2 separate regions of the Homo sapiens genome follow, and region 2 is linked to region 1. Evidence: read pairs that join two places in POLR2A ChIA-PET (ENCODE). Cell type or tissue: PC-9. All regions are shown on one strand. Each heading gives the region's core, and the rest is flanking DNA. Links, peaks and the distances in the headings are about the cores only. Region 1 overlaps PARD6B (par-6 family cell polarity regulator beta). Region 2 holds the start of RIPOR3-AS1 (RIPOR3 antisense RNA 1).

Region 1 (15,001 bases), core at 2,784-10,783:
ACTGATTTGTGAATCTTTCACTTACTTCTGTCTAAACTACATGTTGTATATTTGAACTGCCATACTGCACTTTCAGCTAACTGTGTCTTTTAAATAGAATCATACACTGATTCTAGGAACATGTGCTGAATGAAGTCGGTCCCACTATTCTAGCTGTTGACAAATAGGCAAGATATAGGTAGTGAGTGTTTCTAGTATGTCTATGACACCTTATATGTTTCAAATATATATTGCTGATACATTTATTTTCAGTAGATTGAAACATTTGTCACCTTAACCATTTAAAAAATATTTGGAAGGGTTTTTGAAACAGTATTTTCTTTGACATTGCTTTAGTGATACCACAGCTTTTTACAAAACTGATTGCTAAGAGTTTATAACCAAAACTAGGTAGTGTGCCGGTCCTTTTTTTTTTGAGACAGGATCTTGCTCTGTCACCCGGGCTGGAGTACAATGGCACGATCACGGCTCACTGCAGCCTCAACCTCCTGAGCTCAAGCGATTCTCCGATTTCAGCCTCCTGAGTAGCAAGACTACAGGCGTGCACCACTACACCCAGCTTATTTATTTATTTATTTATTTATTTATTTTGTAGAGATGGGGTCTCTCCATGTTGCCCAGTCTGATCTTGAACACCTGAGCTCTAGTGATCCGCCCGTCTCTACCTCTCAAAGTACTGGGACTACAGGCGTGAGCCACTGCACCTAGCTGGTCCATTTTTCTCTTACTATTTTCAATTTTTTTTTATCTTTTTAGAGACAGGGTTTTGCCATGTTGGTCATGTTGGTCTCTAACTCCTGAGCTCAAGTGATATTCCCACCTAGGCCTCCCAAAGTGTTTGGATTATAGGCATTAGCCACCACACTGGGTTCCGGTCCATTTTTAGGATCTCTTTTTCTTCATATAAACAGTAATGTTGGCCAGGCATGGTGGCTCACACCTGTAATCCTAGCACTTTGGGAGGGCAAGGTGGGCGGATCACCTGAGGTCAGGAGTTCAAGACCAGCCTGGCCAACACGGTGAAACCCTGTATCTACTAAAAATATAAAAATTAGTGGGGCGTGATGGCATATGCCTGTAATCCCAGCTACTCCGGAGGCTGATGCAGGAGAATTGCTTGAACCTGGGAGGCGGAGGTTGCAGTGAGCCGAGATTGCGCCACTGCACTTCAGAGCCTGGGTGACAGAGGGAGACTCTGTCTCAAAAAAATAAAAAAATGCAATAAAGCAGTAGTGTCAACATTATTATCTTCACACGTGGAAGGGAAAAATAGTAATGATAAAAGAATGGAGAATGTAAATATACCTATAGTTCAATTTGTGGTACCAGCTAGTATGTGACTTTTCTTTGGTAACTGTTTTATCTTCCTAATTGTATCTCTAGTGTTGGGAAGATTCTTAATCAATAATCTTGATGATGTCCTTTAATAACCCTGGAACAGTCTTTGAGTCATAAAATTTCCTAATTATTATTCATAGGCAAATAGACTATGAAAATTAAGTTTGCATTTCTAGAATGTACCAACAGACACTGGGGGAAGGGAGTCCATACACATTCTGGATGGCTAGGGCAAACTAGGCTATGAAACAGTTGTAAATGGTTCACAAGTGAATAATTGCTGATTGAATCTTAATTTTGTCTCTTAGTGTTTTTGTTCATGTAAAAAGTTCCCTTAATCCTATTGTTGTGTTGCAAGAAGCATAACAATTTCTCTTGGGTTTTTTTTTCCCATGCCAATATTGGCAAAAGTGCAAATATACCATGAAGCCATACAATTTTTTATTGTTTTTATCATAACAGTTAAGCAAGAGAAAATATTGAGCGAAGAAATTTCATCCAAAAGCTTTAACAAAAACATTGAAGCCCTAAAATGTTAAATGATCAGATGTTATTCCCATTCATACATCAGGGGAAGTGATAAACCCTGTGGATGAATCAGCAAGCACTAGCAACTTCATGTTGTGATACCAGAATAAAGAAAATGGAGGAGAAACTGTGACTTTTGATAACATCATGAGACTAACTGATATGAAGGGTGTTCCCTGAGTTTTTATTTACTTTGAAATGTGAAGGTGTGACTAAACTTTTTGAGAGCCTTAGGTATGAGTCACCTTATTTTCTTGACAGATGTTAGTGTTTATGTTTCAGGAATGTGTTTTGGGAACTATTTTAATTTTTGTTAGAGGTAAGAGGTGTTTTTAGTGAGTTTTGATGTTAAAACCACTGAGGAGTATGGGTGTAAGCAGAGCAGGTGAACTTTAGATAGAGCAAAACCAGTGAATCCAGATGTCCCATGGGACCTTTGGGAAAATGAAGTGACATATTTGTAAACTCAAATTATTATGGTAGGGGCTTTCTCTACATGATGCTTAAGGCTGTACCAACAGTATTTCTCTTTTCCTTTTTTCTCTGGGACATAATATTTTTACATTAGTATTTCTTGCTAGTAATAGATAGGTGGAAGAAATATGAGTTCAGTGGTTAAACACATTAGGCAAACGTTCGTTTAAATATTTTTAAAAACCAACATAGGGCTTAAATGAGCCTTTAAAGTGCTGGTCTCCGCAGTGATTCCCAAGAGCATAATTATGTAGCGTTTCTCAAACTTACATGACTGGGACACTTTTTGAGGAAGGCAGATTAACTTTTCTTAGGTTTCCACGTTTGAGGAAATGCCATGTTATTCCCACAGTGTTATAAATCCTGTTTATCATGGACTAGATGAAGCCAGTCCTTAGTGTTTTGGTTTTTTTTTTTTTTTTCTTTTTTGAGACGGAGTCTTGCTCTGTTGCCCAGGCTGGAGTACAGTGGCATGATCTCGACTCACTGCAACCTCTGCCTCCCAGATTCAAGAGAGTCTCCTGCCTCAGCCTCCTGAGTAGTTGGGACTACAGGCATGTGCCACCACACCTGGCTAATTTTTGTATTTTTAGTAGAGACGGGTTTTGCCATGTTGGCTAGGCTGGTTTTGAACTCCTGACCTTGTGATCCTCCCGCCTCAGCCTCTCAAAGTGCTGGGATTACAGATGTGAGCCATCGCGCCTGGCCTCAGTTCTTAGTGTTGAATAAGAGTCACTTTTAATTATTTGACATTGGGAAAACAGAGGTGTAGGGAAACAGACTTCAGAATCAGAACTGTGAAGGTAAGTATTGGGCATGATGGAGGCTGTCTTCCTCCCCATTCCGCCCCATTTGTGTGATCTCTTAATACCTCCCTGAAGTAATTATTCTCTTTACCCACTAATTGGTGAGCTTCTGGAGCAGGCTCGAGGCTTTCAATCTCTAGGGCCTAGCACTGTGCCAAACACATAAACACTTTGTGCGTTAATTGGATAGTTATAGGACATACATTTGATGTATTACTGAAGCTTATTTTTTTCTGCATTAACATAGGGAAGATCATACCTTAACGCCACGTAGCTCACAGTTCTTTTTGTATATTTTGCTGTTGATTCTTACCACATACCATGAAATCCTAGTTCCATTTATGGGGGAGGACACTTAAATGCTTTCCTTTGGTCAAAATAAGGACTTGGACAAGTCTTTGGTACCCCATGATGCACCTGAGGAGAGCATTGCCGTCAGAGTCTGGGCTCCAGACAGGGTTTGAGCTGAGTCACTATGCAGAACAGTCCGCAGTAAGGCCTAGGTACCCCAGGGATAGATAGAGTTGAGCCTGCCTCTCTTGAAAGGAATGCTCTTCAGAGACACAGCAGTCAGGAGGCACATTCTTGTGCCTTTCTTAGGCTTTTTAAAATCCCTGATAGTAAGGTTCTTCACAATAGACAATCTTTCCTTAATTAAAAATACTTGCTCTGCTCGTTAATTTTTCTATGGCATGCATTTTCAAATTGGGTCCTTTTACTTTTTTTTTTTTTTTTAAGTAATATGTTTGTTACGTTTATAGTTTGGAGCTGAATTTCGTCGGTTTTCGCTGGAAAGATCAAAACCTGGAAAATTTGAGGAGTTTTATGGATTACTACAACATGTTCATAAGATCCCCAATGTTGACGTTTTGGTAGGCTATGCAGACATCCATGGAGACTTACTACCTATAAATAATGATGATAATTATCACAAAGCTGTTTCAACGGCCAATCCACTGCTTAGGATATTTATACAAAAGAAGGGTAAGTATCACTGTTTAGAAAAATTGTGTTAGAAATAGAAATAGTGTATTTTCCCCACTGAAAGGATACCCAGACTTTGCCACAAACTTAGTGAATAAACATTTTGTGTGAATCTTCTTATGTTAACTAACATGTGGGTTAAAACATTTGTGATATTGTTGGTTTAATTAATATCTTTATGCTTCACTAAGTGTACTTTAGAAAATTTATATTTCTAGTTACTTTTGTGTTAACCTCTTTGGTTTTATTTTTCCTTAAGTAGAAATTGGGAATTTATTGAATATTGGGAATTTATTGAATCTTCACTTTATCAAATGGATTATTCTCCACTCAGAAAAATGTGAAAAGAGTGTGACTTTGGAATCCAAAGCATTCCTGTTTTTTGGTGGCAACCAACTTTCAAAGGCTGTATTTACCAGTTAATAAATACCAGAAACAAAGCCATTTAATCTTCCTGAGTCTCAATGTCTGCACCTATAGAAAGATTATAATATTTTGTAGAATTACTATGAGGATTAAATGAGCTAAGTGCAGTGCCCTGGCTTATAGTAAGCACCCAGTAAATACTTTCTTTCTTTTACTTTTAGGATACTTTTTAAAGAAATTGTATAAAACTAGTTAATTATCTGGAAAATGAGGTGGGAAGTTACTATTGTGGAAGGATGTAAACACTGATATTAATTAGTCTTCCAAAAAAATTGAAATCACTATTTGGCAATAACTTTCTTTCTTTCTTTTTTTGTAAAGACTGGGTCTTACTATGTTGCCTGGTCTCCGGTGATCCTCCAGTCCCTGCCTCTCAAAGTGCTGGGATTATAGGCATGAGCCACCATGCTCAGCCAAGAATTTTCAAATGTATTTTGAGTCCTAAAACTTTTTTTTTTTAATCTCGTAGCCTTTGTGTGTGTATGTATGTGTGTCTGCAGATAGGCAGGGTAGGGCTTATTATGGTATGTACCATTTTTTCCTTTCTCAATTGTAAATGAAGTGGTTTGGGAAGCCAGCATGAGAGCATCAAGCCTGGTATTGGGATAAATTAAAGACTTACGGTATTTATAAGCCAACCCAGAAAGTAGCTTGAGAGCGGCCAGGCTTGGTGGCTCACGTGTGTAATCCCAGCACTTTGGGAGGTGGAGGCGGGCGGATCATCTGAGGTCAGAAGTTCATGACTAGCATGGCTAACATGGTGAAACCCCATCTCTACTAAAAATACAAAAATTAGCTGGGCATGGTGGCACATGTCTGTAATCCCAGCTATTCAGGAGGCTGAGGCAGGAGAATCAGCCAGGAGGTGGAGGTTGCAGTGAGCCGAGATCGTACCACTGCACTCCAGCCTGGGCAACAGAGCAAGACTCCTCAAAAAAATTTTTTTGAAAAGAAAGTAGCTTGAGAGAATGGGTGGGGATTATCTTTGAAGGTGAAAACTATTTCTAATCAGTTGATAAGCATTAGACCACTCCCAGGGCTCTGGAATTCCACTGATTATGTATCTTTGCTTTCCTGGGTTTGGAGGAACTAAAGTCCACCAACAAAATAAACCTCCAAGGATAACCTCTGCCTATATCACTTGACTATTTTACAAAATACTTTCACACACAAATTAATGTTCCCAAAGTTTCCTGAGATGGATCTCAAAGGTAATTAACAGGAATGCGATATAATGAGAGTATGACCTTAGGAAGATTCAGTTGGCTGTTCAGGATGAATTGGAGTGGGCAGCAGTCTTACAGTAGAGAGCCAGGAGCAGGCGGTAAAGAAGTGAGGAGACTGGCCTAGAAGTAGAGGGGAAGGGTGGGGGGAGGGGAGAAGGCAGTGGCGGGAAGGTAGGAGGGGAAATACTTGGGAGTCATTGCACTCACTGTGGCTGCTTTGCAGTGAAGGAGAGTCCAGCAGAGCATATCTTGATGGTTTGAGTCTGACAGCTGGGACAGTGTCATGAACAAGCAGAGTAGATTGATTTGGAAAAGAAAATTATGAATTTTGTCTTAGGACAAATAATCTTAACCAGTCATTCAGAAGATTAGAAATGGTAGACAAAAGTTCAGGGTAGAAATCCAAAAACTAGTTAGATTTGCAAGCTTTTTGAAAAGTGATAGTTAAAATTTTGGGAGTAGACATAAAGGCTATCTGAGATGAAGACCATGGATAGAACCTTGGAAAGCTATATATAGAGTGCTGGAAAAGGAGGAAGAATTTAAATAATTATGGTTGAATAATAGGCCTTTCTTGTTAGCAATTGTAATTTTCTTTAAAAAGTTAGTTGCTGTTTGGATGTGCATTCAAATATAGAGTGGGTTTTTAAAGTATTGCCATGTGACAGAATTTTGTTGGATTATCCCCTTTGGTAGAAAGATTATGACAGTTGAGTTATACCACCACATGTTTTGTTAATGGAATTATACTCTTGCATGATTATGGAATTAATCCTAACATCTTTTAAGGGTAGTTATCTTTTATTTCCTTTCTAAGTTTTTATTTATTGGTGGTATAATTTTTATTGAGACCTTTGATGGTTTTTATTGTTGTCATAGGAATTACAACTTAGAAATATGTTTCTATGTGCAAATGTTTTCTATTTATTAATGGTAAAATGTCCAATATAATTGATAGCCCTTAGAATTTGATTTAGAAATAGGCAATTCAACAGAAATATTTTAGATTTTAAAAATATAAATTTAATACAAATATGACTTTAGCAAAAATGAAAGTAGGTAGTCAGTTCATTCCTGCTTAAAACCCTCTGATGATTTCCCATTGCAACCAGAATAAAATCCCTTCTGATTTGGACTTCCCAACCTCATCTTCCCTCATTCTCTCACTCCCTCATCACAGTCAGCCACACTGGCTTCCTTCCTGTTCCTCAGACTTGATGAGCTTGTTTCTTTTTTTTTTTTTTTTTGAGATGGAGTCTTGCTCTGTCACCCAGGCTGGAGTGCAGTGGTGCAATCTCGGCTCACTGCAACCTCTGCTTCCCAGGTTCAAGTGATTGTCCTGCCTCAGCCTCCTGAGTAGCTGAGACTACAGGTGCATGCCACCATGCCTGGCTAATTTTTGTATTTTTAGTAGAGATGGGGTGTCACCATGTTGGCCAGGCTGGTCTCGAACTCCTGACCTCAGGTGATCCACCCGTCTTGGCCTCGAAGTGTTCTGGGATTACAGGTGTGAGCCACTGCACCCAGCCGTTAGCTTGTTTCTGTTTCTGTGCTCTTATGCTTGGTTATTCTTAAGGACACTTCACCCTCGGTTCTTCCCACGTCTGCCTCCTCCTGCTTAGCTCAGATAAGTTTGTCAGAGGAGTCTCTTCTGACTACCCTAACTAAAGCCCTCCACCTTCCCACCTTTACCACATCATCCTCTGAAGACCTGGAAATATCTTATTTAAGAATATGTTAACTTGTTTCCTGTCTGTCTGGTTTACCATCAGGTCGCAGCATCTAAATCTGGCAGACTTACTTAGTGTACTATAATGCATGCACTCTTTTTTTTGTGGAGTGGGGACGGAGTCTAGCTCTGTCCCCCAGGCTGGAGTGCAGTGGCGCGATCTCGGCTCACTGCAAGCTCCACACCATTCTCCTGCCTCAGCCTCTGAGTAGCTGGGACTACAGGAGCCCGCCAACACACCCGGCTAATTTTTTTTTTTGTATTGTTAGTAGAGACGGGATTTCACTGTGTTAGCCAGGATGGTCTCGATCTCCTGACTTCGTGATCCGCCCGTCTCGGCCTCCCAAAGTGCTGGGATTACAGGCGTGAGCCACCGCGCCCGGCCGCACTCTGTCTTTTAAGCAAAGTTGAGCAGATGCTTAACTAGAAATCTGATTTTATGTAAACCTTAATGAACATTTAATTCAAGGAACTAATATAAAGTATGACATTAAGTATAGTTACATTTTACTGCTTGATTACAGCACATTTTCTGTTTGCTTTTTGATTTCAGTTAGGCATCAGTAAGGCAGAAGTTACACTTAATATGTACTGGTGTTTTGTTTTGTTTTGTTTTAAGTCTTGCTCTGTCACCCAGGCTGGAATGCAGGGGCGTGACCTCCACTCACTGCAACCTCCGCCTCCCAGGTTCTTGTGCCTCAGCTTCCAGAGTGGCTGGGACTACAGATGCGTGCCACCACGCCCAGCTAATTTTTGTATTTTTAGTAGAGACAGGGTTTTGCCATGTTGGCCAGACTGTTCTCAAACTCCTGACCTCAAGTGATCCGCCCACCTCGGCCTCCCAAAGTGCTGGGTTTACAGGTGGGAGCCGCCGTGCCTGGCCCCAAGTGATTTATTTTATTTTATTTTATTTTATTTTTTTTGAGACAGAGTCTTACTCTGTTGCCCAGGCTAGAGTGCAGTGGTGTGATCTCGGCTCACTGCAGCCTCTACCTCCTGGGCTCAAGCGATTCTCCTGCCTCAGTCTCCCAAGTAGCTGGGACTACAAGCGTGTGCTACCATGCCCGGCTAATTTTTGTGTTTTCAGTAGAGACACGGTTTCACGACGTTAGCCAGGCTGGTCTCAAACTCCTGACCTCAGGTGATCCACCCTCCTCAGCCTCTCATAGTGCTGGGATTACAGGTGTGAGCCACTGCGCCTGGCCCCCAAGTGATTTTTGAAAAGCAAATTGCAAAACCATTTTAAAATTTAAAACTATGTGATCTTTTAACATCTGATACTCTACTAAAATTTCTTTAAAGTGAAAGCTTACAATTCAATGTGTAAACTACTTTATAGTCTGAAGTTTAAGATAGTGTTGTTGGATATCTTGAAAAATTTTTATAACAATTTATTGTTAGAAGAAAAACCCCATACTCTATTCCTAGAGCAGTTATCATGGGAGCAAAAACAAAGCACAAGAAACCTGGTATCTTAAAAGTTATTTTCATGCAGAGGATCCCAATCCCCCATTCCCTGTTAAGAGTATTAGAGTTTATCCTAATTGATTCGGGAGATGGGGAAGAGAAGGTACAGAATAGACTTTCTGCTCTCATTGTTGAGGTTATTGCTGTGCACTAAAAATTTTTAAAAAAATATTTAAAGCTTGCGCCTTTTAAAAATACTCAGGTCATTCCTGTCAGTTTGGAATTCAGCCAGGGAAATGTGTATTTTTAAAAGCTTCCCAGCCAGTCCTGATAATCAGCCAGGTGGAGGATCTGTTGATGTGCTACAGAACAGACCCCTCTCCAGATCTAGTCAGAATCTCTACATCCAGACTTCTTGCTATAACACCGTCTGTTTTTGATTGACACCAGACACATATGTTTACCTCTTCGATTTATTCTCGTTTTATTAGGAACACTAGAAAGGCTTTGCTTTAAACTTTGTCTCTCATAGGGCATGCCCTTACACAGATGTGACTTTGTGGCCCAGATGCTGGTAACTGGGCATCTAAATCATCTCTTAGATTTTGTGCATTGGACATTATTTTGTAGGTGTCTTTTAAGGTTACATTTTTATGAATCAGGGTTTAAAGTTGTCTAAGGAATATACATTTTAGTAGTAAATTGTAAATTATAGTTTTAACAAAAGATATGGCCCAGAAATGAAAAAAATAAATTACAGCCTGTAATCCCAGCATTTTTGGTGGCCGAGGCGGGCGAATCACAAGATCAGGAGATCGAGACCATCCTGGCTAGCATGGTGAAACCGTGTCTCTACTAAAAATACAAAAAAATTAGCCGGGCTTGGTGGTGGGCGCCTGTAGTCCCAGCTACTCGGAAGGCTGAGGCAGGAGAATGGCATGAACCCAGGAGGCGGAGCTTGCAGTGAGCCTAGATCGCGCCACTGCACTCCAGCCTGGGCGACAGAGCGAGACTCCGTCTCAAAAAAAAAAAAAAAAAGAAATTGTGGAGTAACATCTCAGTATGTGACACCAGTTACTCACAACAGAAACGTGGGTGTCACCTTTGACACATACCTATTTTTTAGTCAGTCACCAAGCCTATTAAAACTGTGTTCTAGTTATTTTTCAGATTTGTCTCCCCATTTCCATGTCCTCTGCTCCAGGCCAGGTGCCATCCAAATTTACTGAAGTAGCTTCTTTTTTTTTTTTTTTTTTTTTTTTCTGAGAAGCAGTCTCGCTCTTGTTGCCCAGGCTGGAGTGCAATGGCGTGATCTCGTCTCACGGCAACCTCCGCCTCCTGGGTTCAAGTGAGTCTCCTGCCTCATCCTCCCGAGTAGGTGGGATTACAGGCATGCGCCACCATGCCTGGCTAATTGTGTATTTTTAGTAGAGATGGGGTTTCTCCATGTTGGTCAGGCTGCTTGCGAACTCCCGACCTCTGGTAATCCGCCCACCTCGGCCTGCCAAAGTGCTGGGATTACAAGTGTGACCCACTGCACTGCGCTGGCTGCAGTAGCTTCTTGTCCTCCCCCTCCACGTCCTTCTCCAGCCTGCAGCCGGAGTGAGCTTTGTAGAAAAACCAAATGAGTTCACTATCACTGTCTTCCCTTAAAATCCTTGATTTTCTTCCCTTTGCCCTTAGGCTAAAGTCTGTAAACTTTGGTACTTCCCAGGAGGCCCTGTTTGTCTGTTTGGCCCCTGGCTGCCTCTGACTCAGCTCCTGACTCCCTCCCTCCCTCCCTCCCTCCTGCTTTTCACCCTCTGTTCTAGCTGTATTGGATTTCTTTGTCTGGCCCTCCCTCTTCTGGATATTGTCGAGTCCTGTGCCTGGAACATTCTTCTTGCCTTCTACTATTAGCCCCTGGCTGGTTTTCCTCACAGAATCACTTCCCTGGAGAAGCCTTGCCTTACTCCTACAAGCCAGGCCAGGTCCCCTTTACATACTTCCCCAGCATGGTGTGCTTATAGCTCTCAGCACCTTTGTTATAATTTACTTAGAGTATTTGAAATTATTTGTTAGTTGCCATCTCCTCTTTTAGATTGTAAGCACCACGAAAGTAGACACCATACCTATTTTATTCACCAAATCTGTACCACAGAGCACAATTCCTGGCACATAGTCAGTGTTCGTTAAATATTTGGTGATTAATTTTTCTGTATTAGGAATGAAGGGGTCTGCAAAATTTGAATATCTAATTTGCTTTAAGTGATATTTAATCTTTTTAAAGTTGCCAGATCTGGCTGGGCGCAGTGGCTCACGCCTGTAATCCCAGCACTTTGGGAGGCCAAGGTGGGCGGATCGCCCAACGTCAGGAGTTCGCCACCAGCCTGACCAACATGGTGAAACCCTGTCTCTAATACAAAAATTAGCCGGGCATGGTGGTGCATGCTTGTAATCCCAGCTACTCGGGAGGCTGAGGAAGGAGAATCGCTTGAACCCAGGAGGTGGAGGTTGCAGTGAGCCGAGATCGTGTCATTGCACTCTAGAGCGAAACTCCGTCTCAAAAAAAAAAAAAAAAGTTGCCAGATCTATCTCATTTAACCATTTTATATTAGAGCAAGAGTTGGCAAACTAAGGCCTGTTGGCTGCTTTTGCATATAAAATTTTCTTGGAACAGGGTCTCACCATTGCCCAGATTGGAGTGCAGTGGTGCCATCTTAGCGTACTTCAGCTTCGACCTCTCAGGCTCAAGTGATCCTCCCACTTCAGCCTCCCAAGTAGCTTGGACTACAGGCACAAACAAACCACCATGCCCAGCTAATTTTTAAAATTATTTTTGTAGAGACAGGGTCCTGCTATGTTACCCAGGCTGGTCTTAAACTACTAAGCTGAAGCAGTCCTCTCACCTCGCCCTTCCAAAGTGCTGGGATTACAGGCATGAGCCATCATGCCTGGCCACATAATATTTTATGGATTGTCTGTGGCTGCTTTTACAAGAGTGATTATATAGCCTGTAATACCTAGACATTTACTGTCTGACTCTTGACAGAAAACGGTTGTCAACCCCTGGATTAGAACATTTTAAAACATTATTTCATTATTTGATTTCTTCCTCTGATCTTCAAGTGGGGCATAATCTTGAACTTTGTTGATGGCTGTACTATAATGGTTGCTGTTTTGTTACTGTATGGGGATACTGATGGAGCTTATGTAGAAGTTTTTTTTTTTTTCTAGATTTGCTTTTTACTCACTGTGAAGCTTTTATGTCTTACATCTGCCTGCCACCCACAAATGGATCCTTACCCTTTGCTCTGAATGTGTGGTTTATGACCCTCTATGAGCAAAGGAATGAGATTACTAGGCTTTTCAGAATTAATGTTTAAAGAGTAAGAGGTTCAGAGGGAAGCCCTGCAGGATAAGTGAAGAACAGCCACTATTTGTGTGTAAGAAAGTAAGACATCCAGTTTGACTATTTGGAGGCCTTCTAGGTGGATCCTTGTCTGTTCAGTTAGCCGAGATCATTGGCTGAAGAAAAGGCTTGGGATAAATGCGGTGCTGCTGTATCAGCCCATATCATGTACTGTTGCATAAGTGAATTTATACAAGTGGACAGTTGCTATGATCAAGTTTTCAAACTTTCCATCTCATTCTGAGTTTAATGCTCTGATAGTGTTCAGGTAGAAAGTCAACTCCAATTCCTTGTGGACATTCACCTTTACACTTTAACACCCTGAACCCTGGCTTTCTGCCAAAATATTTTCTTTCCCAGTGGCTGGAAACTGATTAGCTAGATGGGAGAACAAAGGTGGCTTTGTACTGGGGCATATTGCTTTTGAGAATTTAGCAGAGAGCATTCAAATGGAGTCTGGATGTGATGCCAAATTATGCAGATTTGGAGTTTATTTTGGTTAGGTTTCCCATGAGTAGGTATGTAGGCAACGTAATACTGTTCTCAGTTTATATGGTCTGGAATTTCCCTTATAAATGTTATATAGGCTTTCCTTATTGATTGTTTTAAAACACAAATATGTATGATTTTGAGAAAACACATTACCAGAAGACTATTCTTGATAGGTTTTTTTGCCAAAAAGATTGTTGTACCAATGGATTTATATCCAAAGCCATATTATAAATACATTTCTGTCTCTGTAAGAGCCCAATGCAAATACTTATAAATGATTACAAGTGTCCCCAAGGGGAAAAAAATGCCAAAAAAATAAGATACCCGTAACCTTATATATTTATCTGAAACTAGGTTTTGAAGAGTGTTCACGCAGCATCAGAAAAGAATACTAAAGCTCCCCATACTCTGACATAATTGATACTTGGCATTCATTATTGTGACTTGGAAGATACTAGCCTCGTAAGAAAACCTGGGCTCTAGTTCTTTCTGTGTAACTTACGTTGTACCCTTAATTTATTGGTTATAAAGTGAAGATGATAATAGTTTAGCAATGAGGGGGTTTAGGATTAAACAAGAGAATATGAGTTGAAGCGCTATACAAACGCAAGATGGTGAGATTGGTGTTTTCTGTGGCAGCAGCTGAGACTAGGATTTTCAACTATTTTGTGGAGGAGGAGGGAAGCCATTTATTTTTTGTTGTTGTCTTTTCTTTTCTTTTTCTTTTTTTCTTTCTTTCTTTTTTTTTTTTTTTTTTTTTTTGCCTAGCCACTGGAAAACCAGGGAGAGGCATTATTGAAGTTGTTGTGTTTTTTTTTTAATTCATGTAAATTTCACTTTTTAGTTTATCCTCATTGTAGTTATTTTTGAAAATACTATTTTAACTTTTGTTTCTGCTGTTAGTTTCATTTTCTGTTTTACCTCTCATTCTCTGATGAAATGTTTTGTTTATAGACTATCTTCCTTCAGCCATATAATTTAACCATATCTGGTGTTAGGTGTTCTGTTTTCCCTTTTAGTTTATTATTTAATTAGGCGGCAGTATTTAAAGATCGCAAGATTTTGCCTAAAAACAAGACTTTCTGGCATGAAGAAAATCTGCGAGGAACTGAGAAGCAGCTATGCCATCTAAATGAGGCAGGAGCTCTCCAGTTTGCCAGAGTCCTACTACTTCCTATTGTCTGTGTCACCACCACTGAGGACAAAATACCATTGAACTTTATGCATAGTTTTTCACACAGTAAAGAAAAAAGTTAAAACTCCACCTTTGCCTCTTTCAAAATGAAAATGAGAGATCAAGAATTCCTGCTGGGCGAGGTGGCTCACACCTGTAATCCCAGCACTTTGGGAAGCTGAGGCAGGTGGATCACCTGAGGTCAAGAGTTCCATCAAGACCAGCCTGGCCAACATAGTGAAACCGCATCTCTACTGAAAATACAAAAATTATCTGGGCATAGTGGCGCATGCCTGTAATCCCAAGCCACTTGGGAGGCTAAGGCAGGAGAATCGCTTGAACCTGGGAGGCGGGGGTGGCAGTGAGCTGAGATCATGCCTCTGCACTCCAGCCAGGACGACAGAGCGAGACTCCGTCTCAAACAATAGCAACAGAAAACTGAGGGAGAGTGTTTATTTGCAGAATACCAAAATTCCGAAGTGTTTGTTTGATATGCATCAGCATCAATTACATTATCTGCCCACTCAGCCTCTGATATTGGTATATGATTTTACTCTCTGATTTACCTTGAGAATCAAATATCCCACTTCAAGTATTTGAGTTGAATATGATAAACATGCAAATTGCAGGCGTGTTTTTGTTTTGTTACCGAGGCTGGAGTGCAGTGATCATAGTGCGCTGCAGACCTGAATCCTGGAGTGAAGCCATCCTCCCATCTCAGCCTCCCAAGTAGCCGGGACTCCAGGCAGACGCTACCTACCACACCTGGCTAATTTTTTTTTACTTTTCATAAAGACAGGGTCTCACGCTGTTGCCCAGGCTGGGCTCAAGTGATCCACTCACCATGGCCTCCCAAAAAAGCACTGGGATTATAGACGTGAGGCACCACGCCCAACCACATTACAAGTTTTTTAAACAAGTGAAGGAAAAATGTATTTTAAGTAACTGGTTTAAAATGATGTTTTAAGGCCGGACACAGTAGCTCTCACCTGTACTCCTAGCACATTGAGAGGCTGAGGCGGGAGG
Region 2 (15,001 bases), core at 2,292-10,291, 94 kb before region 1:
TTCCATGGGCGAAATGAGTAGTATTGAAGACACTATGGTATTTGGTTGGCTACAGTATTGCTCGGGCACCTTCCCCTCACACGAACAGGTGTGGGACTCTGGCAGACCACACAGCCTGACACCTACGGAGCGGCCCTGGGTCTGCGGCTCCCACAGGGCCTCTGCCACTCCAGCCGTGACACACACACATGCTGTCACCAGCCTAGGATGTGCACAAAGCCTGTAGGTCTGAGACCAAGGACATGAGCTTGGAGGAGCTGGCTGGATTCCTCAGACCTCTGGGGCCCGTTTGCCAGAGCAGAGCCGAGACCTGCCTGAGACCTGCCTTCATTGCAACCCTGGCCCTGTGGCACGGCTGCAAGGGAGGAGAGACCGGGTGAAGGGCTGCTTCCCCTTTCCATCCAAAAACACACAAACAAAAGACGCCTGAGCTTGGTGAACACACGCACTGGTCAGGCTTAGCTCCATGCGGGGAGGATGTAAATTCAAACCCAGGTGGGCTGAACTCCAAAGCACTCTTCGGCCAACCACTGGTCACTGGAATGAACTGCCCCCAACCCTCTGTCATCTCGGGGACACAGACCCTGCCCCCCTCCGCAGGGCTGGACAGCAGAGCAGCTTCCCTCTACAAAACGGTCAAAAAGGCAAAGAAAGACTTCCACACCCTGCCGCTGCCTGGGAGAACCCTGAGCTTCCTTTCTGCAGTGACCTCTCCATTAGACGCACAGGCCCACGCATGCGCCCACGAACACATGTGAATTACTTCTAGGATCAGAAGGCAAAAAAATGTTCTTTAGGTCAAAGAAAATGTGTTATTATATAAGAGTAATGTATTCATTGTTATAGCAAGTTGTAATATGCACTTCTTTTTTTTTTTTTTTTTTGAGACGGAGCTTTGCTCTTTTTGCCCAGGCTGGAGTGCAATGGCGCAATCTCGGCTCACCGCAACATCTGCCTCCTGGGTTCAAGCAATTCTCCTGCCTCAGCCTCCTGAGTAGCTGGGATTACAGGCATGCACCACCACGCCTGGGTAATTTTTTGTATTTTTAGTAGAGACAGATTTTCTCCATGTTGGTCAGGCTGGTCTCAAACTCCTGACCTCAGGTAATCCGCCTGCCTCGGCCTCCCAAAGTGCTGGGATTACAGGCGTGAGCCACCACGTCCGGCTCACTTCTTTTTTTTTCTGAGAGAGAGACAGGGCTCACTCTATCACCCAGGCTGGAGTGCAGTGGTGGGATCACAGCTCACTGCAGCCTTGACCTCCTGGGTTCAAGCGATCCTCCCATCTCCGCCTCCTGAGTAGCTGGGACTACAGGTATGTGCCACTGCACCCGGCTAATTTTTTTAAAATTTCTTTAGAGACAGGGTCTCTCTATGTGGCCCAGGCCAGGGTGCAGTGGTGTGATCATAGCTCACTGCAGCCTCCAACTCCTGGACTGAAGCAGTCCTCCCACCTCAGCCTCATGAGTAGCTGGGACTACAGGTGTGAGCCCCACACCTGGTCCTATTTCTTATTGGAAGGGCCACTGCAGGCCAAGATGCTCGGTGCCCAGGGAAGTCATAGCACGGCCCTGCCCTTGACCCCTTCCAGCCATCCTGGGAATCTGTCCCCAGCCACCTCCAGGCCACAGGCTCCTTCCCCATCTCTTCCCCACCCAGGAGCTGTGTTACACAGATCACTTTAGCGTTTCCCACGCTAAACCACTGAAACTGAGGGTTTTATCTCCCACTCTCCTTGCTCCCAGTTCCGCATGGCCACTGGCCTGGCTGAGACAGAGCCGCTGGAAGTGCCCGGCAGGACCTCTCACTTGACCTTCAGCCTCTTACTTAACCCTCCCAATGCAGGGCGGTAGCCTCCACTGGGTCCTGTTCAGCCCCTACTCCTAGAAATGGTCTGGGGGGTAAGGGTGGGGCCCCCTGCAGAGCCCTTGGATGTGTGTTTGCGCCATGGCAGTAGTACACCCACCCCCTTCTGCTTCCGCAGAACCTGGCCGGCTCCTCCCCATCCCAGGGGGAGAGGCTCCTCCTGCTCCCACTTCCCTCCTTTACATTTGGCTACTACTCTTAGGGGTGGGGCTTTGTTTACTTTGCATTTTCCTGATTCCTAATGAGATTAAGCACATTTCCTTAGGTTTACCGGCTTCCCAATCTCCTCTTCTGGGAATTTTCAGTGCCTATTCCTTTGTCCAGTTATCTGCCTTCTTCTTCTTGATTGCTGGGAGCGGCTGATAAATCCTAGATGACCATCCTTTCTCAGTTTTCTCCCAGCCCCTCACCTTTTAATCTTAAATTGTTCTCTGTGGGTGTGTGTGTGTGTGTGTGTGTGTGTGTGTGTGAGAGAGAGAGAAACAGGGAGAGAGATACAAGCTTCAAATACTTATGTGGCCAAATCCGTCACAGGTTTTCCTTCTGTGTTTTACAATTTGGAAACTGCTTTCTGGTCTCTAAGATTAAGTTGCTAATCTGTTAACCACTGGTGTTTAATTCCCTGGGGGAGAAGCTTGTCTTCCCAGCCAGGCTGCAAAGTCCCCCAGGGTATGTCTCCATCTCCCCCCTCCCCCCATGAGGCCTTAGTCAAGAGATTCCACTGCTCCTCAGAAATACCGTGAATTTGTCCCCTCCTTCCTGCCTCCACCCCTGCTCGCCAGGACCAATCTCTGCCTCCCTCTCACCCTCTGCCCCACATGATTACCACAGTGATTTAAAAAAAAAAAATCCATCAGAGGCCAGGTGCTGTGGCTCACGCCTGTAACCCCAGCACTTTGGGAGGTCAAAGCGGGCAGATCACCTGAGGTCAGGAGTTCGAGACCAGCCTGACCAACATGGAGAAACCCTGTCTCTACTAAAAATACAAAATTAGCCGGGCGTAGTGGCACATGCCTGTAATCCCAGCTACTCAGGAGGCTGAGGCAGGAGAATTGCTTGAACCCGGGAGGCAGAGGTTGCGGTGAGCCGAGATTGCACCATTGCACTCCAGACTGGGCAACAAGACCGAAACTCCATCTCAAAAAAAAAACCCAAAAAGAATAGAAAAATGTCCATCAGGGCTGGATGCAGTGGCTCAAGCCTGTAATCTCAGCACTTTTTTTTTTTTTTTTGAGATGGAGTCTCGCTCTGTCGCCCAGGCGGAAGTGCAGTGGCTGGATCTTGGCTCACTGCAACCTTTGCCTCCAGGCTCCAGTGATTCTCCCGCCTCAGCCTCCCAAGTAGCTAGGACTACAAGTGTGCACCACTAGGCCAGGCTAATTTTTGTGTGTGTTTTTTTTTTTTTTTTAGTAGAGTTGGGGTTTCACCATCTTGGCCAGGCTGGTCTCAAACTCCTGACCTCAAGTGATCCTCCCGCCTTGGCCTCCCAAAGTGTGGGGATTACAGCTGTGAGCCACCATGTCTGGCCAAATCCCACCACTTTGGGAGGCCGAGGTGGGAAGACCGCTTAAAGCCAGGAGTTTGAGACCAGCCTGGGCAACACAGAGAGACCCATCTCTACAAGAAGTGAAAAAAAAAGTTGGGCACATGTTCTCAGGACCCCCTGAGGCTATGTCTTGGGTCATGGTCACTCATAAATAAATTGTTTTAATTAAAAATAAATGTTGAAAAATTAGCTGAGCATGGTGGTATGTACTTGTAGTCCCAGCTAAGGCAGGAGGATTTCTTTCTTTCTTTCTTTTTTTTTTTTTTTTTGAGATGGAGCCTCACTCTGTCGCCCAGGCTGGAGTGCAGTGGTGCAATCTCGGCTCACTGCAAGCTCCGCCTCCCGGGTTCACGCCATTCTGCCATTCTCCTGCCTCAGCCTCCCAAGTAGCTGGGACTACAGGCGCCCGCCACTGTGCCCGGCTAATTTTTTGTATTTTTAGTAGAGATGGGGTTTCACCGTGTTAGCCAGGATGGTCTCGATCTCCTGACCTCGTGATCCGCCCACCTCAGCCTCCCAAGGTGCTGGGATTACAGGCGTGAGCCACCGCACCCAGCTGGGAGGCTAAGGCAGGAGGATTTCTTGAGCCCAGGAGTTCAAGGCTGCAGTGAGCCAGGATTGTGCCACTGCACTCCAGCCTGGGCAACAGAATGAGACCACATCTCTAAAAAAATTTAAAAATAAATAAAAAATAAAAATGTCCCTTAGTTTGTCACTATATTGCCCAGGCTGGTTTGGAACTCCTGGCCTCATGTAATCCTCCCAGCTCAGCCTCCCAAAGCGCCGGGATTACAGGCATAAGCCACTGCACCTGACCCCAACCGAAAATTCTTAAGGCACATTTTTGACACTAAAAACAGTATTTTATAACTGCTAAAATAGATATGTTAATTCTAGTCTTTTCTTGTGCACAGAAACAAATTACCACTTTAGTTTCTCAAGGAGCACATGTATACATGTTAAATGCATTAATTTGTTTAATATAAACATGAAATACTTTTTATAACCTGGATTGGTACATATTTCTTTTCTTTTCTTTTTTTTCTTTGAGGCAAGATCTGGCCCTATCACCAGGCTGGAGTGCAGTGGTGCAATCTTGGCTCACTGCTACCTCTGCCTCCCGGGCTCAAGCAATCCTCCCACCTCAGTCTCCTGAGTAGCTGGGACTACAGGCATGTGCCACCATGACCGGCTAATTTCTGTTTTGTTTTTTTTTGTTTGCTTTTTTTTTTTTTTTTTTTTTTTTTTGTAGAGACGGAGTTTCACCATGTTGCCCAGACTATTCTCAAACTCCTGGGCTCAAGCGATCCTCAACCTCAACCTCCCGAAGTGTTGGGATTCCAGGTGTGAGCCACTGCACCCAGCCCTTTTATTTATTTTTTATTTTTTATTTTTTTTTTTTGAGACGGAGTTTCGCTCTTGTCACCCAGACTGGAGTGCAGGGGCGCAATCTTGGCTCATTGCAACCTCCACCTCCGTGGTTCAAGCAGTTCCCCGGCCTCAGCCTCCCGAGTAGCTGAGATTACAAGCACACGCCACCAAGCCCAGCTAATTTTTTTGTATTTTTAGTAGAGACAGGGTTTCATCATGTTGACCAGCCTGGTCTCAAACTCCTGACCTCAGGCAATCCGCCTGCCTCAGCCTTCCAAAGTGCTGGGATTACAGGCATGAGCCACTGCGCCTGGCCCCCATTTCTTATTATACAGTAGTTTACAAAAAAATCCCAGCAGCCAGCTCCAGAGAGGCCTTGTTCTGTGGTGTCTAAGGATGGAGCCCAGGCAGGGACGGCCAAAAGCTCGCTACCCCTGCCCAGGAAGGCAGGAGCACCGTTGTGTCCCGTTCCTATCCCTCAAAAATAAATCACAGCCAGCTCATGTCATAGGACAGAGCCTGTTCGCAATCCATCCTGTGTCTGCGGATTCTCCCAGGTCTGTAAGGCAGCAGGGAGATGCGGCCTCTCCCACTCCACCCAACACGTAGCCAGGGCGAGGTGGGGCCGGGGGAGAGGCTGACATTCAAAGGCATCTGAGTGGTAAGAGGTGAGCGAGTGAGGTGAATGGGGACTACGTTAGAAGGACCCTACGTTAGAAGGGTGAGGCGCTAGGGCCATAGCCTAAGGGCACTGGGAACCCTGTGGGCATGCGCAGTTCAAGCCCATCCCCGCTCCCTCCAGCTGCTGTCCATCCCTGCCACACCTGACCATTTGCCTAACCTAGATCCTTCCTGTCTTGCATTTCCTCAAGCATCCGGAGCCCAGGACTGCTGAGTCAACCCTCTGGAATGCCCACAACTCCCCACAGGCCAGCCGGCCTTGGGACTCCCGCACAGCCACGTGAGCCGGTGGAGCCGGGTCTGTTTGCTAGTGGAGGCTGTTAACAGCACGGGAAGTGGTCAAGGGTTCAACAAGAGATGAGCCATCTGGTCCTCCAGAGGTAAACAATTTACAAGAGACACATCAAGCCGGCCTGCTGTTCTGGTTTTTCTTTTGACAGTGAAATATGCAGTTTCTTTTTCATCCTGGTGCCTATTGGAGAGGGAGACTGTTCCAGGCACTCTGACCCCAGCTAAAGCGCCTCCCTGGGGCAGGATCTATGCAGGGAGGCAGAAAAGTCAGATTTTTTTTCACATCTTCTTTGTTCCATTCCCAGGACTGAGCAACTTCATGTATTTATGTATTTATTTATTTATTTATAGACAGGTTCTCACTATGTCGCCCAGGCTGGAGTGCAGTGGTGCGGTCACAGCTCACTGCAACCTCAATGTCCTAGGCTCCAGTGATCCTCCTGCCTCAGCCTCCTGAGTAGCCGGGACCATAGGTGTGTACCACCATGCCAGGGGAATTTTTGTATCTTTGGTTAGAGAAAGGGTTTTGCTGTGATGTTGCCCAGTCTGGTCTCAAACTCCTGAGCTCAAGCGATTCACCCTCCTGGGCCTCCCAAAGTGCTGGGATTACAGGTGGGAGCCACTGTGCGTGGCCCAGGACTGAGCAACTTTAAGTCAGATGGTTAACCTACATCATGAGGAAAGTGGATTTCCTCCCAAAGGAACAGACTTATTTTCTAGAACCCAAAGCCTTGAATTTCAAGAACCTTTAGCCTTAAATCCATTTCCTGTTGGAAGCAGACCCCCTCCTGGTCTCCCCAGGTATTGCAACCCTGCTCTACCAGCCACTATAAATGCCCACACAAAAGGAACAGGGGCTCCATTCCTGATGCTCAGAGTGGAGTCACTAGATTCTCAAGCATATGAGATATGTATGTGGCCTAACAGCCTGAAATAAACAGCTTGTGCTGGGATTGTAATTCTAGAGTTTCCAAAAGTGTTGCAAAATATTCCAGGCAGACACTAAAGTTTGTGTACTACAAGCTGTTTATTAATTAATTTCTTATTTGCCAAACATTCTTGCTTGGGTCTACTGGGAGATGATTTCGTTGGGAATGCATCTCCAATTTTGTAATAAAGATCACCAGGGAAAGAAGGCTTGCTTCATAGGGGCTCATATTACAGGAAATGTGGCTAGCATAGGTAGTTCCCATAAGAAAAAGGACAGTACTAAGTTTTGAGCTCATGTGAAAAAGAAAAGGGGGCCGGGCGTGGTGGCTCACACCTGTAATCCGCACTTTCGGAGGCCGAGGCGGACGGATCACTTGAGGTCAGGAGTTCAAGACCAGCTTGGCCAACATGGCAAAACCCTGTCTCTATTAAAAATACAAAAATTAGCCAGGCGTGGTGGCGGACGCCTGTAATCCCAGCTACTTGGGAGGCTGAGGCAGGAGAATCACTTGAACCCGGGAGGCGGAGGTTGTAGTGAGCCAGGATCGCATCACTGTACTCCAGCCTAGGCGACAAGAGCGAAACTCCATCTCAAAAGAAAAAAAAGAAAAGTGACGTCTGGGGACCAGGATTTTGGGACTCTTTGCAGACATGCCAATAACCTGTGAGATACACACCCACAGACTGACACAGAGGTGAGCAGAGGCCTTGGAGTCAACAGAAGTTCAAGTCTAGCCTTTGCCTCATTCTCTTTTTTTTTTTTTTTTTTTTTTGAGATGGAGTCTTGCTCTGTCACCCAGGCTGGAGTGCAGTGGCGCAATCTCGGCTCACTGCAAGCTCCGCCTCCCGGGTTCACGCCATTCTCCTGCCTCAGCCTCCCAAGTAGCTGGGACTACAGGCGCCCGCTACCATGCCCGGCTAATTTTTTGTATTTTTAGTAGAGACAGGGTTTCACCGTGTTAGCCAGGATGGTCTCGATCTCCTGACCTCGTGATCCACCCGCCTCGGCCTCCCAAAGTGCTGGGATTACAGGCATGAGCCACCGCACCCGGCCACCTCATTCTCACTATGTGACCTTGGACAAGTCACTTATCCTCTTTGAGCCTCCAGTTCCTCATCTATACATTGGAAGCCACTGAAATTATCTTACAGTTACTTTCAGTTGCGAGGACTTGCTCTTTTTCTCTTCATTAAAAGGAAAACACAAAATATAATTTATAGCTTATCCTACCACTTTGTGCTGCTAAGGTTAAAATCCAGGGTAGTGGCCAGGCGCGGTGGCTCATGCCTACAATCCTAGCATTTTGGGAGGCCAAGACGGGTGGATCACCTGAGGTCAGGAGTTTTAGACCAGCCTCACCAACATGGAGAAACCCCATCTCTACTAAAAATATAAAAATTAGCTGGGTGTGTTGGTGGGCACCTGTAATCCCAGCTACTCGGGAGACTGAGGCAGGAGAATTGCCTGAACCTGGGAGGCAGAGGTTGCAGTGAGCTGAGATCATGCCACTGCACTCCAGCCTGGGTGACAATAGCAACACTCCATCTCTAAAAAAAAGAAAGAAAAAAATCCAGGGTACTCTATGGTTTCCTGGGGCTGCTGTAAAAAAAAAAAAAAATACTACAAACTGGGTGGCTTCAAACAAGGGAAACTTATTGTCTTGCAGTTCTGGAGGTTAGAAGTCCAAATCAAGGTGTCGGCAGGGCCATGCTCCCTCTAAAGCAGCGGTCCCCAACCTTTTTGGCACCAGGGACAAGTTTTGTGGAAGACAATTTTTCCACTGACCAGGGTGGGGGTTGGGTGGGTGGTTTTGGGGTGATTCAAGTGCATTACATTCATTGTGCACTTTATTTCTACTACTACATTGTAATATATAATGAAATAATTATACAACTCACATTCCATAATGTGGAATCAGTGGGAGCCCTGAGCTTGTTTTCCTGCAACTAGATGGTCCCATCTGGGGGTGATGGAGACAGTGACAGATCATCAGGCATTAGATTCTCATAAGGAGCATGCAGCCGAGATCCCTCGCATGCGTAGTTCACAATAGGGTTCGTGCTCCTGTGAGAATTGAACGCCTCCACTGATCAGACAGGAGGTAACACAAGCAATGGGGAGTGGTTCTAAATACAGATGAAGCTTCGCTTACCTGCCTGCTGCTAACCTCCTGCTATGTGGCCCAGTTCCTAACAGACCATGGACAAGTACAAGTCCATGGCCCAGGGGTTGGGAACCCTTGCTCTAAAGGATCTAGGAAAGAATCCTTCCTTGCCTCTTCCTAGCTTCTGGTGATGGCTACCAATCCTTGGCATTTCTGGTCTTGTAGCTGCATGACGCCAATCTCTGCTTCTGTTGTCCCATGGTGCTTCCCAGTGTCTCTGTCTTCACAGCTCTTCCTCTTCTTATAAGGATATGACGGTATTGAATTAGAGGCAGGGCACAATGGCTCACACCTGTAATCCCAACACTTTGGGAGGCCAAGATGGACAGATCACCTGAGGTTAGGAGTTGGAGACCAGCCTGGCCAACATGGCGAAACCCCGTCTCTACTAAAAATACAAACATTAGCCAGGGGTGGTGGTGGGTACCTGTAATCCCAGCTACTCGGGAGGCTGAGGCAGGAGAATCGCTCAAACCCAGGAGGCAGAGTTTGTAGTGGGCTGAGATCATGCCATTGCACTCCAACCTGGCTACAGAGCAAGCCATCTCAAAAAAAAGAAAAGATGTAGGCCCCTGGGAAGGATGCCTGGCACACTCAGAGGTGGGACAATGGTGACAGTCCTGACACTTTCCCTCTGGAGAGCATGGACCCCTGGTCTTGGCCATGCAGCCAGGCCTGGCCCAGCCTGCCTGTCCCCCACCCCCACCCACAGGGACTGGGCCCTTCCTGCCCAGGAACTATTCTGATTCTGCAGCCCTCAGGCTTTATTGCTTTTCCTGCTTAATGAGGTGAGGTTCGCTCAGCCCAGTGGCAATTCCTGTAAAAGCCATTTGGATGACCCAATGGGGTGAGTTTACAGGGAAGCGCTCCCTGAGGGCTAGGCTGGCTGGAAGCAGATACTTTGCCCCCTTCCAAGGACGGTAATGAGGTTTGAGGCTTCCAATGGGGGCAGGGGATGATCTGGGCGCCAAAAGCCCTGGCCTGGGGTCAAAAGATCTGGGCTCCAGCCCCAGCCGGGCTAACTAGGCAGTCTCCTGTCTGAGCTGTACTCCCCTCATGGGTGAAATGGGGATACAGGCACATACTTTATAGCCTGCAGTCTGTGTGTAACAGAGAACCATAAGCTGGTGGGTCGGGGAGTGGGGCTGGGGGTTATTTCTCATGGTTCTGGAAGCGAGGAGTTGGAGATCAGGGTGACTGCATGGTAAGGTTCTGGTGAGGGCCCTCTTCCAGGTTGCAGACTATGGTCCTCTCATTTCATCCCCACGTGGAGGGAAGAGGCAAGAGAACACTCTGGAAGTTATAAGAGCACTAATCCCATTAATCCCATTCACCAGGCCTCCACCCTCGAGATCTATTCACCTCCCAAAGGCCCCACCTCCTAATCACAGCACGGGGGTTTGGGTTCAACATAGGAATTTTTTTTTGAGATGGCATCTCACACAGTGTTGCCAGGCTGTAGTGCAGTGGCGCAATCTCTGCTCACTGCAACCTCCACCTCCCGGGCTCAAACAATCCTCCCACCTCAGCCTCCTGAGTAGCTGGGACCACAGGTGTGCACCACCACACCTGGCTAACTTTTTGTACTTTTAGTAGAGACGAGATTTCACCGTGTTGCTCAGATTGGTCTCAAACTCCTGAGCTTAAGTGATTTGCCCACGTTGGCCTCCCAAAGTGTTGGGATTACAGATGTGAGACACCACATCCAACCTCAACATATGAATTTTAGAGTGACCCAAACATTCAGTCCATCACAGTCTCCTGCAGGATTACAGATGTATAATCAGTCTGTAATCCACAAAGTTCTAAGCAAAGGAAAAGAAGTACCAATATCACTATTGCTATTGTTATTATCAGCACCCAAGACCTTCCCCAGTCTCAGTGAGTGGAATATTAAGATGATCCCAAAGACGCTCGACTTCTCTAACCCGTAATACTCACAGGTTCCACCCCTTTGATTGTGGGCAGAACCTGTGAATATTATGATCTGACTGCCATGGTTACCTTATATGACAAAAGGGAGATTAGCCTGGGTGGGCCTGACCTAATCAGAGAGCCCTCAAACAGGACTGGCTTTTTGTTTTTTGTTTTTTTTTTGAGACCGAGTCTCGCTCTGTCACCTAGACTGGAGTGCAGTGGCATGATCTCAGCTCACTGCAACCTCTGCCTCCCGGGTTCAAGCAGTTCTCCTGCCTCAGCCTCCTGTTGGCTCTTACTGGCCAAGGAGATTCAAAGTATGAGAGGGATTCAGCGTGAGAGAGATTTTCCATTGCAGGCTTTGGAGGTGAAGGTGGCCAATACAGGAGGCCTCTAGAAGCTGAAAGCAGCCCCCCAGTGACAGCTAGGAAGGAAATGGGGACCTCAGTCCTATGGCCACACGGAACTGAATGACCTTGGAAGTGGATTTGTCCCCAGATCCTCCAGACAAGAACTCAGCCGGACCAACATCTTGCATTTCAGCCTTGCGATGAGCAGAGAACTCAGCCATGCCAGACTCTGGACCAACACAGCTGTGAGCTCATACATGGATATTGTTTTAAGCTGCTGGGTCTGGGATCATTTGTTACACAGCAATAGAAAACCAATACATACTCTGTCAAGGAAGCCTGAGAATGGAAGGCCCCTACTCAATCTACCCTCCCACTATAGTCTGGTGGTTAGAGACAAGGGCTCTGGAGTCAGATGGAACGGTGTTCGAATCTTGGCAATTCCATCCACTGGCTGTGGAACGTTGTCCACACTCCCTTCCTCACCTCTTATATCCTCGGTTTCCTCATCTGTGAAATAGCAGTGGAAATAAAATGCATGGAAATCATCAGAGCAGGGTATGCATCGTAAGGACACATAGTAATAGCTCAAGAAACACTGTATATGTTAAACATTAGAAACGAGCTGAGAACTAACACCAATGCACCTGTGTTCTTCAATGCACTGCCTACACACCAGAGAAGAGGGGGAGGAGCCCAGATCTGCTGCTCTGGGAGCTACAGGCCAATTAGGGAATCAGGAACCTGAACAGAAAACCACAACTTCAGGGAAAGTAGATGGTACATGTGTTATGTTATTGTGGACATGGCGGGGCAAAGACAAGACCTTAGGTCTTTGAACTCCCCCTCGGAGTCTGGCACAGGCCTGAGTGGAGCTCCCTCCTCAAGACTTCCTTTGCACTGGCTTCCCTGAGGAAGCATTTGCATTTAGGGTTCTGCTGTGGAACCTCTTTCTCTTGATCTACATGAAGCCTGAGGCCAAGGCCTTACACCTGTAAGGGAGGAGGTGGCCCTGGGCCCAGGAAAAGGGTGGGTCCAGTCTCCCAGTTCTGTCCCTGGCATGTACTCTCCCCAGGCCTATCCCACCCCCAAGTCCTCCCAGGCTCCAAACCCTGAGGCCCCACCGACTGTCACTCAAGAAATCACCGAGGCTGGGCATGGTGGTTCATGCCTATAATCCCAGCACTTTGGGAGGCTGGGGCAGGTGAATCACTTGAGGTCAGGAATTCAAGACCAGCCTGGCCAACATGGTGAAACCCCATCTCTACTGAAAATACACAAATTAGCCAGGCGTGGTGGCGGGCGCCTGTAATCCCAGCTACTTGGGAGGCTGAGACAATAGAATCGCTTGAGCCTGGGAGGTGGAGGTTGCAGTGAGCCGAGATTGCAACACGGCACTCCAGCCTGGGCGACAGAGAGAGATTCTGTCTCAAAAAAAAAAAAAAAAAAAAAAAGAAAAGAAAAGAAAAGAAAGAAAGAAAAGAAAAGAAAAAAGAAATCACCAAGCCCTCTCTATACCCATAAGCACAGCCTTGACCGAAGTCCTGACGGCTGAGCATGCAGCTCAAATCCCTGGGGAGATACCACTGCACATACACGAGGGCGGTCGTCATCCAAAAGACAGACCACAGCAAGCGCTGGAGAGGATGTGGGGCAACTGAAACCCTGGTACGCTACTGGTGACATGTAAGAGGGCGCAGCTGCTTTGGAAAACAGCTTGGCAGTTCCTCAAATGGTTAAGTATGAAATTAAGCAAATGGTTAAATGTAAATACGACCCAGCAGTTCCACTCCTAAGTATACATCCAAGAGGAATGTTAACATATGTCCACGCAAAACCCATACACAGACATTCAGAGCAGCATTACTCATAGTAGCCAAGAAGTAAAAACAGCTCAAATATTTATCAGCTGATGAGTGGGTAAACAAAATGTGGGACAGCCATACAAAGGGACACTATAGGGCCATATAAAAGGGACCAAGCCCTGATGCATGCTGTGAGACAGATGAACCTTGAAAACGGTATGCTAAGTGAAAGAAGCCAGAACCAGCAGGCCACAGAAGGTATGGCTCCACGGACAAGCAAGTCCAGAGCAGGCAAATCCAGAGAGACAGAAAGTGGATCAGTCATTGCCAGAAGTTGAGGGAGGGGAGAATGGGAGTCATTACTAATAGGTATGGGGTTTCTTTCTGGGGTAAAACTGCTCTGGATTTAGATAGTGGTGATGGTTGCACAGCTTTGTGAATATGCCAAAAAAAAGAAAAAAACACTAAATTGTATACTTTTTTTTTTTTTTGAGACAGCCTCCCTCTATTACCCAGGCTGGAGTGCAGTGGCACAATCTTGGCTCACTGCAACCTCTGCCTCCTGGGTTCAAGCGATTTTCCTGCCTCAGCCTCCTGAGATTACAGGCGTATGCCACCACACTTGGCTAATTTTTTTTTTTTTCGAGACAGGGTCTCCCTCTGTTGTCCATGCTAGAGTGCAGTGGTGCCATCTTGGCTCACTGAAACCTCTGCCTCCCGGGTTTGAGCAATTCTCCCACCTCAGCCTCCCAAGTAGGTGGGACTACAGGCATGCACCACCCACTTGGCTACTTTTTGAATTTTTTTGTAGAGACAGGGTTTTGCCATGTTGCCCAGGCTGGTCTCAAACTCCTGGAGTCAAACAATCCATCCGCCTCGGATATTTCTCACTGGCATAATCAGTGCTGAAAGATCATTGAAAAGGGGCTTGCATGATCCAGAGGTCACTGTTATTTAATGCGCTCTCCTCATCTCCTGCAGGTTGTGACTTCAATATACCCTCTCATGAGACCTTTCCTGGCCCCTTATCTGTAAGTGTGACCACCGGGACCCCGTCTCCCAATTCCCTCTTCCTGCTTTATTTTTCTCTTTAGCATTTAATACCATCTGACATTCCAAACATTACCTTGTCCTTGTCTGGTGTTTGTCACCCCAACTAGAAGTGCTAGGGGGCAAGTACTAGGAAGCAGGGTTTTTTCTTTTTCTTTCCTTTTTTTTTGAGATGAAATTTCTCTCTTGTCTCCCAGGCTGGAGTACAGTGGCGCAATATCGGTTCACTGCAACCTCCACCTCCCGGGTTCAAGTGATTCTCCTGCCTCAGCCTCCCAAGTAGTTGGCACTACAGGTGCCTGCCATCATGCCCAACTAATTTTTGTATTTTTAGTAGAGATGGGGTTTCACTCCGTTGGCCAGGCTGGTCTCGAACTCCTGACCTCATGACTCTCCCAGGAGGCAGAGTTTTTTTTTTTTTTTTTTTTTTTTTTGAGATGGAGGCTTGCTCTGTCACCCAGGCTGGAGTGCAGTGGCGCAATCTCGGCTCACTGCAAGCTCCCAGGAGGCAGAGTTTTTGTCTGCGTGGTTCACTGCTAAGTCCCCAGCACTAAGAGGACAGGACCTAACACATAGGAGGCACTCAGCAAACATCCATGAACGAATGAATGAATCTGTATCTCCAGTGGCTTTGTCCTCTCTTATATCAGCTTTGTTCCACATCTTACACTTAGGAGGTGATTCAATTAAACATTGCTTTTTGTGTGTGTTTGGTGGGGTTTTTTTGTTTTTTTGTCTTTTTGTTTTTTGAGACAGCATCTCAATCTTTTGCCTAGGCTGGTGTACAGTGGTGCCATCACCACTCACTGCAGCCTCAACTTCCCAAACTCAGGTGATTCTCCCACCTCAACTCCCCGAGTAGCTGGGACTACAGGCACGCACCACCACACCAGCTACTTTTTGTATTTTTAGTAGAGATGGGGTTTCACCATGTTGCCATGGCTGGTCTCAAACTCCTGGCCTCAAGCCATCCATTTGCCCAACTAGGCCCCCCAGAGTGCTGGGATTATGGGCGTGAGCCACTGCACC

The links. Peaks named below come from ENCODE experiments on the same cell type or tissue, not always from the same donor. Only the 100,000 strongest peaks of a DNase experiment are listed, where the experiment ranks them.
Region 2: POLR2A ChIA-PET joins it to region 1 with 14 read pairs; 14 of 35 experiments call an interaction of 5 or more read pairs at or near these places.

Annotation. Positions count from the first base shown.
Region 1 is chr20:50,733,950-50,748,950 of GRCh38, forward strand. It overlaps PARD6B (par-6 family cell polarity regulator beta), which reads left to right. Exons shown (of 3, transcript NM_032521.3): 2 at 3,908-4,130. Among named protein-coding and RNA genes, the nearest start is that of PARD6B, 9.9 kb to the left of the region's middle. RefSeq lists an enhancer at 3,373-4,048. In PC-9, for the core only: a CTCF peak has its summit at 10,760 (motif pointing left); DNase peaks (open chromatin) are centred at 6,967, 8,152, 10,042 and 10,682; H3K27ac peaks cover 7,909 bases.
Region 2 is chr20:50,640,043-50,655,043 of GRCh38, forward strand. The region is part of intron 1 of RIPOR3 (RIPOR family member 3); the gene reads right to left. RIPOR3-AS1 (RIPOR3 antisense RNA 1) reads left to right here and starts at 5,429. Exons shown (of 3, transcript NR_111906.1): 1 at 5,429-5,451; 2 at 5,656-5,844. RefSeq lists enhancers at 166-861, 4,456-5,037. In PC-9, for the core only: no CTCF peak of the experiment used is centred there; DNase peaks (open chromatin) are centred at 2,659, 5,699 and 6,883; H3K4me3 peaks cover 592 bases; H3K27ac peaks cover 3,758 bases.